Linked DNA regions of Homo sapiens: region 1 is linked to region 2. Evidence: chromatin contacts called from ENCODE POLR2A ChIA-PET data. All regions are on one chromosome and are shown on one strand. Each heading gives the region's core, a stretch centred on a gene start or an enhancer-like site at or near the end of the contact. The rest is flanking DNA. Distances are from core to core; before and after follow the strand shown.

Region 1 (4,795 bases), core at 2,241-4,740, 1.6 Mb before region 2:
TGGGGTTTATATCCTCATTACATATAAAGAAACTGAAGCCCAGTGAGGAAAGGTGACCTGTCCAAGTCCTTGTAGTTAGCCAGGACCAAACTGCAGTTCTCCTGATTCCAACTCCAATGATCTCTCCAGGACACCATAGCTACCCAGTCAGAAAAACAAGAATTGTGCCTGGGGATCTGGTGCGGTGGGTCAGGCCTGTAATCCCAACACTTTGGTCACGCCTGTAATCCCAACACTTTGGGAGGCTGAGTCGTGAGGACCATTTGAGGCCAGGAGTTTGAGAGCAGCCTGGACAAAATAGTGAGACCCTATTCTACACACACACGTGCACACGCACACAAACACAATGCAGATTTTCATGGCTTCGTAGCATTTCATCTTCTAGATGGGTCTTAGTTCATTTAAACAATTCCATATATTTTTCCTTTTTTCTATTTTCTTTTCTTTCTTTTTTTTTTGAGACGGAGTCTGCTCTGTTGCCCAGGCTGGAGTGCAGTGGCGTGATCTCGGTTCACTGCAAGCTCCGCCTCCCAGGTTCACACCATTCTCCTGCCTCAGCCTCCCAAGTAACTGGGACTATAGGCACCCGCCACCACGCCCAGCTAATTTTTTGTATTGTTAGTAGAGATGGGGTTTCACCGTGTTAGCCAGGATGGTCTCGATCTCCTGACCTCGTGATCCGCCCACCTCAGCCTTCCAAAGTGCTGGATTACAGGTGTGAACCACCGCGCTTGGCCTTTTTTTTTTTTTTTCCGAGTCAGAGTCTCGCTCTATGGCCCAGGCTGGAGTGCAGTGGTGTGATCTCGGCTCACTGCAAGCTCCGCCTCCCGGGTTCAAGGGATTCTCCTGCCTCAGCCTCCCGAGTCGCTGGGACTACAGGTGCCGCCACTACGCCTGGCTAATTTTTTGTATTTTTAGTAGAGACGGGGTTTCACCACGTTAGCCAGGATGGTCTCGATCTCTTGACCTTGTGGTCTGCCTGCCTTGGCCTCCCAAAGTGCTGGGATTACAGGCGTGAGCTACCGCGCTCAGCCTCTTTTCCTATTTTCTAAAAGTTGAATTGCTGACTCATATGATCTGCATCTTTTTTTTTTTTTTTCTTGAGACAGGGTCTCACTACTGTTACCCAGGCTGGAGTGCAGTGGGAAGATCTGGTTCGTTGCAGCCTCAGCTTCCTGGTGATTCTCCTACTTTAGCCTCCTGAGGGACCACAGGTGCCTGCCACCATGCCTGGCTAATGTTTTGTATTTTTAGTAGAGACAGCATTTTGCCATGTTGCCCAGGCTGATCTTGACCTCCTGGGTTCAAACAATCCACCCACCTTGGCCTCCCAAAGTGCTGGAATTACAGGTGTGAGCCACCGCATCCAGCTCTACAGTTATTTTTTATTTATTTAGTTAGTTAGTTAGTTAGTTAGTTTGTTTGTTTGAGGTGTAGTCTCCCTCTGTCTCCCAGGCTGGAGCGCAGTGGCATCATCTCGGCTCACTGCAACCACCGCCTTCCAGGTTCAAGTGATTCTTCCGCCTCAGCCTCCCAAGTAGCTGGGATTACAGGCTCCTGCCACCATGCCCGGCTAATTTTTGTATTTTTAGTAGAGACGGACTTTCCCCATGTTGGCCAGGCTGGTCTCAAACTCATGACCTCAGGTGATCTGCCCATCCCGGCCTCCCAAAGTGTTGGGATTACAGGCGTGAGCCACCGCGCCCAGCCTGTTACTTATTTTCATGTGAAAAGCAAACCTACAAAGCAGGTGGTGTTCATCCCATTTTATAGGTGAAGACACAAAGCCTCTGAGAGGTGAAGTGACTTGTCCAAGGTCCCATAGTGGTGGAGCTGGGAAGGCAACCTGGAAGTGACTCCAAAGTCAACGCAATGGTTAAATAATTGTGAATCGAATCTGGGAAGGTTGGCTGGGAACGGTGGCTCATGCCTGTATTCCCAGCACTTTGGGAGGCTGAGGCAGGCAGATCACCTGAGGCCAGGAGTTCGAGACCAGCCTGGCTAACATGGTGAAAATACAAAATTACTACTAAAAATAAAAAATTAGCCGAGCGTGGTAGTGGGTACAAAATAATCCCAGCTACTCGGGAGGCAGAGGTTGTGGTGAGCTGAAATCGTGCCATTGCACTCCAGCCTGGGCAACAAGAGCAAAACTCCGTCTCAGAAAAAAAAAAAAAATTAGCCGGGCGTGGTGGCGCACTTCTGTAGTTTCAGCTACTCAGGAGGCTGAGGCAGGAGAATCACTTGAACCTGGGAGGCGGAGGTTGCAGTGAGCCGAGATCATGCCACTGCACTCCAACCTGAGTAACAGAGTGAGACCCAGTCTCAAAAAATAAATAAATAAATAAATAAATCGCCCTGTGTCAAAAATAAAATAAAATAAACATAAAAGTAAGTAAAAATACAAAAATTAGGTGGGCATGGTGGCACACGCCTGCAGTCCCAGCTACTCGGGAGGCTGAGGCATGAGAACCGCTTGAACCTGGGAGGTGGAGGTTGCAGTGGGCAGAGATCCCGCCACTGCACTCCAGCCTGGGCAGAGCGAGACTCTGTCTCAAAAAAAAAAAAAAAAAAGAAGAATCTGGGAAGGTCTCCAAGCAGGTAGACCCTGAGAGCTGGGTCTTATGTGTGGACAGAAGGAATAAGGCTCGGGGAAGGCAATTTGGCAAAGTCCAAAGCCTGAACAAAGGCCTTCAGGAGATTTCTTTTCTTTTCTTTTCTTTCCTTTTTTTTTTTTTTTTTTTTTTTTGAGGCTGGAGTGCAATGGCGCGATCTCGGCTCACCGCAACCTCTGGCTTCTTTGGAATCAAGCGATTCTCCTGCCTCAGCCTCCTGAGTAGCTGAGATTACAGGCATGCGCCACCACGCCTGGCTAATTTTGTATTTTTAGTAGAGACGAGGTTTCTCCATGTTGGTCAGGCTGGTCTCGAACTCCCGACCTCCGGTGATCCGCCCGCCTCGACGTCCCAAACTGCTGGGATTACAGGCGTGAACCACCGCGCCCGGCTCAGGAGATTTCCTACAGCTCAAAATTTGTAAGGCAAAGAGATGGCCACAAACCTTGTGAGAGTGGATGGGGAGCGACCTCGGCTCTCTTAGTCCCGCCTGGCCCACTAGACACTGCACTGCATGGTAGAGGCCCCGCCCGACCCAGCCCCTTAATCGGCCTGTTGCAATCACTATCAACCCGCCAATTCTGGCCCCGCCCCTGTCTTCCGGGTTCACCCTCTCACTTCCTGCGGGTCCCAGGCTCAGGCCCCTCCTCCGCCTTGTTTGGAGCAATCCAATCGAACCTGGAGGGCTCCGCTCCGCCCTATGCCGCGCTCCCCTCCTCCACGAGCAATGAGAATCAGCTCAGGCCCCGCCCCCGCTTCCGCCCGCCTAGACCACGCCCCTTCTTCATTTGGCCAATCAGGCAGTCCACTGGCCCCCGCCCCCTAATGCCCCGCCCCGTCAGCACTTATCCCTGAGCTGCTTCTGCCGTTGCATCTTCGGGACTCCGCCCCGCGCGCGGACCTGCAGCCATGGCAGTCACCGCCCAGGCAGCCCGCAGGAAGGAGCGCGTCCTCTGCCTGTTTGACGTGGACGGGACCCTCACGCCGGCTCGCCAGGTAGGACCCTGAAGATTGGAAGCTCCCACCGGGAGTGTCACGCGGACACCCCCGAGGCTGAGTGTGGGGTCTGCAGCAGCGTGACCGTGGACACCCGGGGACCGAGTGTGGGATGCGGCGGTACCCGGCCCCCTGACATCCGGGGCCACCCACCGGGAGTGAGGGGACCTGGCCCTCACGTCACTGACCCCGCAGCGTCCTTGCCTGTGTTCTGCTTGGGAGTGCTGGGGTTGGATCCAGTACTGGAGGGAGGAGGCTGCGAGCAGGGGCCTAGCTCCCTCCCTCCCCGGAGGCTGTCACACGCCGCTAAGGCCTGGCTCACGGACGCCCCCGCCTCCTGAGCTGGGGATCCCACCCTAGTTCAGCCCTACGACACACCAGTGGTCGGAGCTGGCTTCTGAACCGGGGTTCCAGGCACACAAGCACACAGCCAAGCGTCAGTCATCATCTGGTGGGAGACAGGGCGTCTCGGAGTCTTCCCACCCCGACCTTTGCAGGCCTGGGACTGGGTCTAGTTTCTGAAGCCCCATCACCCACTTTACCTTCCACCCCCAGTCGTGGAGCAGAGAGGGCTTCTTTTCAAATTCGTTTATGAGCTCTACCCACCCGGATGTGAGAGGCTCCAGGCCTAGCCTGTTTGCTGTGAGGACACTGAGGAATAGTGAGGGTAAGAGTCTAGTTTTCTTCTAAAGACTCTCGCTGTGTTGAGCCTCTTACCTCTGCTCAGTTTTTCTCCCATTGGGTCTCATTGTGAGTGAGTCCCCAAAAGCCCCCTCACCAGCTGGATGCATCAGTAAGCAGGCTTCATTCATGCCCTCCCTGTGGGTAACCCACCCTCCAGTCTGGGGGCCTCAAGGACCAACCAACAGGTCTCCTAGCGTGGGGGAGCAGTGGGATGGGCTTTACTGGGCAGTGGCTGATGGGAACCCAGGTCTTAGCCTCCTCTCTTAGGTCCCGAATGCCCCTCCCCATCCTCTGTGGTGAAGTTGCCCTGGCTTGGGCCCTGGAGGCCTTCCTGCAGGGGTGGATCCGGGAGGAAGATAGCAGGACTGGAGCAAAGGTGGGCCATTTGCTTGTGGGTCACGCCTGTAATCCCAGCACTTTGGGAGGCCATGGTGGGCAGATCACCTGAGGTCAGGAATTCTAGATCAGTCTGGCTAACATGGTGAAACCCCGTCTCTACT
Region 2 (4,601 bases), core at 594-3,093:
AAATGTGCGCAGTGGAAAGTTAACCCTTCCTTCTGGTAGCCAATGTAGCCAACTATCTAGATCACCCCAACTACCTAAATCACCCCTTCCAGGAAGATGAGCCTGAGCACTGGTCTTTCTAGCTCTATTTTCCCTCCTCAGGCCTCTTCAGCCTCGAGGGGAACCAGGACTCCAACCTCACTCACTGAGTGGAATTTGAGTGGTGAACCCAAGCCACTCCTGTTGTATTATTCTGAATTGGGCACCAAAAGCTGCTGCTGTTTCTTAACAAATCTCAGTGTAGGGCAGCCAGAGTTAGCAAATAAAAGTACAAAACGTTCCCATTCAATTTGAATTTCAGATACACAACGAAGAATTTTTCAGTATCAGTACGTCTCATGTCATGTTTGGGATAAGCTGATACTAAAAAGTTATGTGTTGTTTATTGAAAGTTCAAATGTAGTGGGGCATCCTACATTTGATCTGGAAGCTGCCCAGGACTCCCACCCAAAGGCATAAAGATTAAAGTCTTCCACCTGTTCCACAGTGGACTGGCCTCACCAGCCACCCTGGAAACAGCCCCTCCTTCCAACTCTCAAGCAGGACACATATGCTAAGTAGGAGCCCTTTCCTGAGCTGCCGAGTCAGGTGACCTGCTGTGCCAAGGCGCCCAGCACAGGGCCAGGCACACAGTAGGTCCTCAATATACCCCGTCCCCCATTCATTCCAGGCAGCTGGGGCCTAGTACCCGGCCCAGGAGAGGCTGTGACTGTGAGGGCGCCAGCTCAGCTTTGACTATGGGAGGAGAGGGGTGGTCCAAGGAGCAGCATGGCAGAGGTGGGACCGGGAAGGTCACCGCCACCCACTCCCTGAAGTTGTTTTGACGATCACATGAGAAAGCGGCTCGGGATATGTTCTGGGCAGCACGTAGGTTATCATCAAGACCTTTGAGTGGTGCATTTTAACCACAGGGCCTCGGCCCCCAGTCTTCCCTGGGGAGGAAGGCTGGACAGGGAAGTTTCAGAAGTACAGAGCAGAGCCAGTGCCTCTGAACGCTGGAATACCGACGGCTGACATCTGTCCAGCACCTTGTAATTTGCCAAACACGTTCCCAGCCATTCGCTCTACAGGCCTCACTGCAGCCCCAGGAAGTAGGGGCGGGTTGGGGCCCATTTTCCAGAGGGTGCTCAGGGCGGCCTGCCCCGGGCCCTGCCTGGGAGGTGGGGCCCGGTCCAGGGGACTGGGGCCGAGGTCCCAGCGGTGTGGGGGCGAAGGCGGGGGCCTACCTTCTGGGCCTGTTGGATCATCTGCCTGACCACCTGCTTGAGGTGCGGCGCCTTCTCGTCCTTGGGCGGGTGGGTGAAGAGCGTGACCCGGCTCACGCCGCGGTAGAAACCAGTGTCCGTCCAGCCCAGGTCCAGAGGAGGCACCTCGGTGTCGGAACGGTCGGGCCAGTAGGCCAGGGACTCGCCGGACTCAGCCGGCGCCGGCGCGGGGGCCTTGGCCTTGGCCTTGCTCTTGCCCCGGGCGTTGGCGGCGGGGACGGCGTCCTCGTAGGGGCTCCAGGCGGCCCGCAGGGCCTGGCGCTCCGGGCTGGAGAGGAAGTCCCGCAGCTGCTCCTCCTTGAGCCGCTCGCGGTAGGCCTGCTCGCCGCCGCCCAGCAGCGCCTCCAGCGCGGCCCGCCGCCGCTCGCAGTAGTAGAAGGCGGCCTGCGCCTCGGTCACCTTCTCGTTCACGTGCGCCTCGTCCAGGCAGTTCAGCTGGGACTCGGCCATGGCGCCCCGGCCCCGGCCCCGGCCCTGGCCCCGGCCCCGCCGCGGTCCGAGGTCCCACAGCCGCACCTGGAGCCGCCGAGGGGCGGGGCGCCTCACCTGGCCGCGAGCTCTGCCCCGGCCCGTCCCGCCCCGCCCCGCCGTCGGGGAGCGGCCAATCCGCGCGGGCGTGGCCGTCGGGCGGGGAGGGGCCGCCGCCTCCGCCGGGCTCGCCGGGACCTCCGGGCGGCCTGGCGGACGCGGTCGGGCCCGGGCCTGCAGGGCCCACCAGCCGGGGCTAGAGTCCCTGAGGGGACGCCCCCAGGGGGCGGGGCCGTCGCAGACCCACGTGCGGGCTCCGGCCCCGACTCCTCCGCGGGGTAAAGGTTCGCTGTCCGGCCCTCGCTGCCATCCGCCCCCGCCGGCCGCGTCGCGGGTACGAGTTCATTTTCCGCGCACGTGGAGTCCGGAGCACGTGTTCTGGCCCAGTGGCCTCTGGGGCCGCCGAGCTGACCCCTTCCCCGTCGAGGGTCCGGTGTTGGTGGGGGGGCCTGCTGCAGGACGGGATTGTGACGGCTGAGGAGCGGGCAGGGGGTGTGCAAAAGCGAAATGCTAATGAGAGCTCGAGCTCCCCACCCTTGCGTCCCAGTTCTGAGATCAGAGCCCTTCTGGGCTGGGAGTCCAACACCTTCACTGTAAAACTTTCTTTTAAAAAATAGCTATCCAAACAGAAATGATGTAAAGAGCAGCAGTGGAATTCCCCCCGCCCCCACCTTAATTTGAAGTAGGGTGTGTGGTGTCTCTCCGTGTGTGTTTGGGCAAGATAGGCTGCCAGAGACATGATTACTATATTAGTGATTCAAAATGTATGTTTGAGCTCAAGGAAGGAAACCGCACGTGCGTGCACACCACACACACGCACACACACAGCAGCGGTGGCAGCAGCTCTGCTGTTTCCCATCGGATTAAATACAATCGTCTTAGTCATTAACATATTATGTTGTTCATGCACTGCTCTACAATTTGATTCTCCACATTCAAAATATTTTCAGATCATAACAACTAAAGGTTCACATTTCTCTCACTTTATAGCGCAGCATCTCAGAGCTGGAAGGAGCTTTTCAAGCTCCTCCAACCCCCTCATTTTACAGTTGAAGAAATTGAGGCCTAGCAACGTGTGCGTTGCCCAGGTCTCCCGTGAAAGAGGCAGAGCACGGGGACTGCAAGGTTTTCTGTCTTGGAGGTCTTTCGCTGACATCACGGCCGCCTTTACCCTTTCTCCTTTTCTTGTGAAACGACAGGTTATTGGGGACCTGGTTTTCACCCCAGGGGATTTGAAAAGGTCACTTACCATTTCTAGGCCTTCCTTTCATGCTCTGGAAAAAATGAGAGTTAGATTTTCAAATGTCTGCACATTATTGTTATTATTATTTTTTTTTTTACAATAATCAGTTCTGGCATCCTGTGTCAGCCCAAAGATTGGGAGTGGTGAGCAGCAAGGTGTCCATCACCTCACTTGTCCTTTACCCCTCTTGGGAACTGGAAAGCTTCACTCCTGGTAATGCTCCACTCTTAAGTACATATAGACAGATTGTGTCCTTAGATGGGAGAGCACTTAGTTTATTACGACTTGACGCCCTACAAGATGCCAGACTCAATAGTCTGGAGACACACAGGAGCTCAGGGCAGTGGGAGAGACAGACAAACACAGAAGAGGATAGGAGTAATGAGAGTGGTTTCTTTGGGCTTTTTTTGTTTATTTTGTTTTGTTTTACTTTGTTTTGTTTGAGACGGAGTCTCACTCTGTCGACCAGGTTACAGTGCCGTGGTGCAATCTTGGCTCACTGCAACCTCTGCCCCCTGGGTTCAAGCGATTCTCCTGCCTCAGCCTCCGAGTAGCTGGGGTTACAGGCACCTGCCACCGTGCCCGGCTAATTTTTGTATTTTTAGTAGAGTTAGGGTTTCACCATTTGGCCAGGCTGGTCTTGAACTCTTGACCTTGTGATCCACTCACCTTGGCCTCCCAAAGTGCTGGGATTACAGGCATGGCCCAATAGTGTTTTAATAAACACAGTCAGAAATGCTTTGGGAGCAAATGGGCTCAACAAACATTTACTCAATGCCTACCATGTGCCTGGTACACAGTTTGCACCCAGTGTACATTTCTTAAAGAATTTGAGCCAAGAGAAAGGTATGTGGAGGGAGCTTATGGGAATATGAAGGAAGGAGCAATCTGCCCAGTGGGAACTGGGTAAGAAGGGCTTTGTCCAGCAAGAAGGGATTTCAAGTGGAGCCTAAAAGGAGGAGAAGAATTCAAGGTGGAGAGAGGGAATGAAGACATTATAGGTGGAGGGACTTAAAACTGAGTTTAGTCAGAACATTATGCTGGCATCAGGCTTATGTGGACTCAGTCACTTCAAGATGCCTTTCAGAGCCTTAGTCTCCTCATCTGCAAAATGGGATAATAATGCTTAACTCTCCTGACCTCCCACGTTGGTGTAGGGATTAAACGAGAACACTTCTTTGACTTAATTAGTACTCGTGTATCCCTGGTAGAAAGTGGTTTACAATAGTGCTTCCAAAATTTTCCTGTGCAGCCAGGGGGCTTGTTAAAATGTAGATTCTGATTCAGTAGGTCTGGGGTGAGGCCCGAGACTCTGCATTTCTAGCAAGCCCCCAGGTAATGCTAGGAGTGCTGGTCCACTGACCAAACTTTGCATGGCAAGGATATCAGAGATGGTAAATAACAGCATGAACTTTCATATCACAGAGTCCTGGGAATGAATCCAGCTTTCCTAATATTAGCTGTGTGTCCCCAGGAAAGTTATTTTTATTTTCTGGGCCTTTGTCTTGTCATCAGTGAAATATGGG

What was found. ChIA-PET counts read pairs that join two places held with the same protein, here RNA polymerase II (POLR2A).
Region 1: POLR2A ChIA-PET joins it to region 2 with 10 read pairs in IMR-90. The contact joins the promoter of PMM1 here to the promoter of FAM83F in region 2. POLR2A ChIA-PET finds 5 or more read pairs at or near these places in 2 of 52 experiments (Caco-2 and IMR-90).

Annotation. Positions count from the first base shown.
Region 1 is chr22:41,588,535-41,593,329 of GRCh38, reverse strand. It overlaps PMM1 (phosphomannomutase 1), which reads left to right and starts at 3,490. Exons shown (of 8, transcript NM_002676.3): 1 at 3,490-3,611. The coding sequence starts at 3,525. RefSeq lists a silencer at 3,142-3,291 and an enhancer at 3,686-4,365.
Region 2 is chr22:39,992,196-39,996,796 of GRCh38, reverse strand. FAM83F (family with sequence similarity 83 member F) reads right to left here and starts at 1,843. Exons shown (of 5, transcript NM_138435.4): 1 at 1,266-1,843. The coding sequence starts at 1,754. LOC124905155 reads right to left here. Exons shown (of 2, transcript XM_047441700.1): 2 at 2,029-2,449. The coding sequence ends at 2,029. RefSeq lists a silencer at 1,801-1,920 and an enhancer at 1,495-2,128.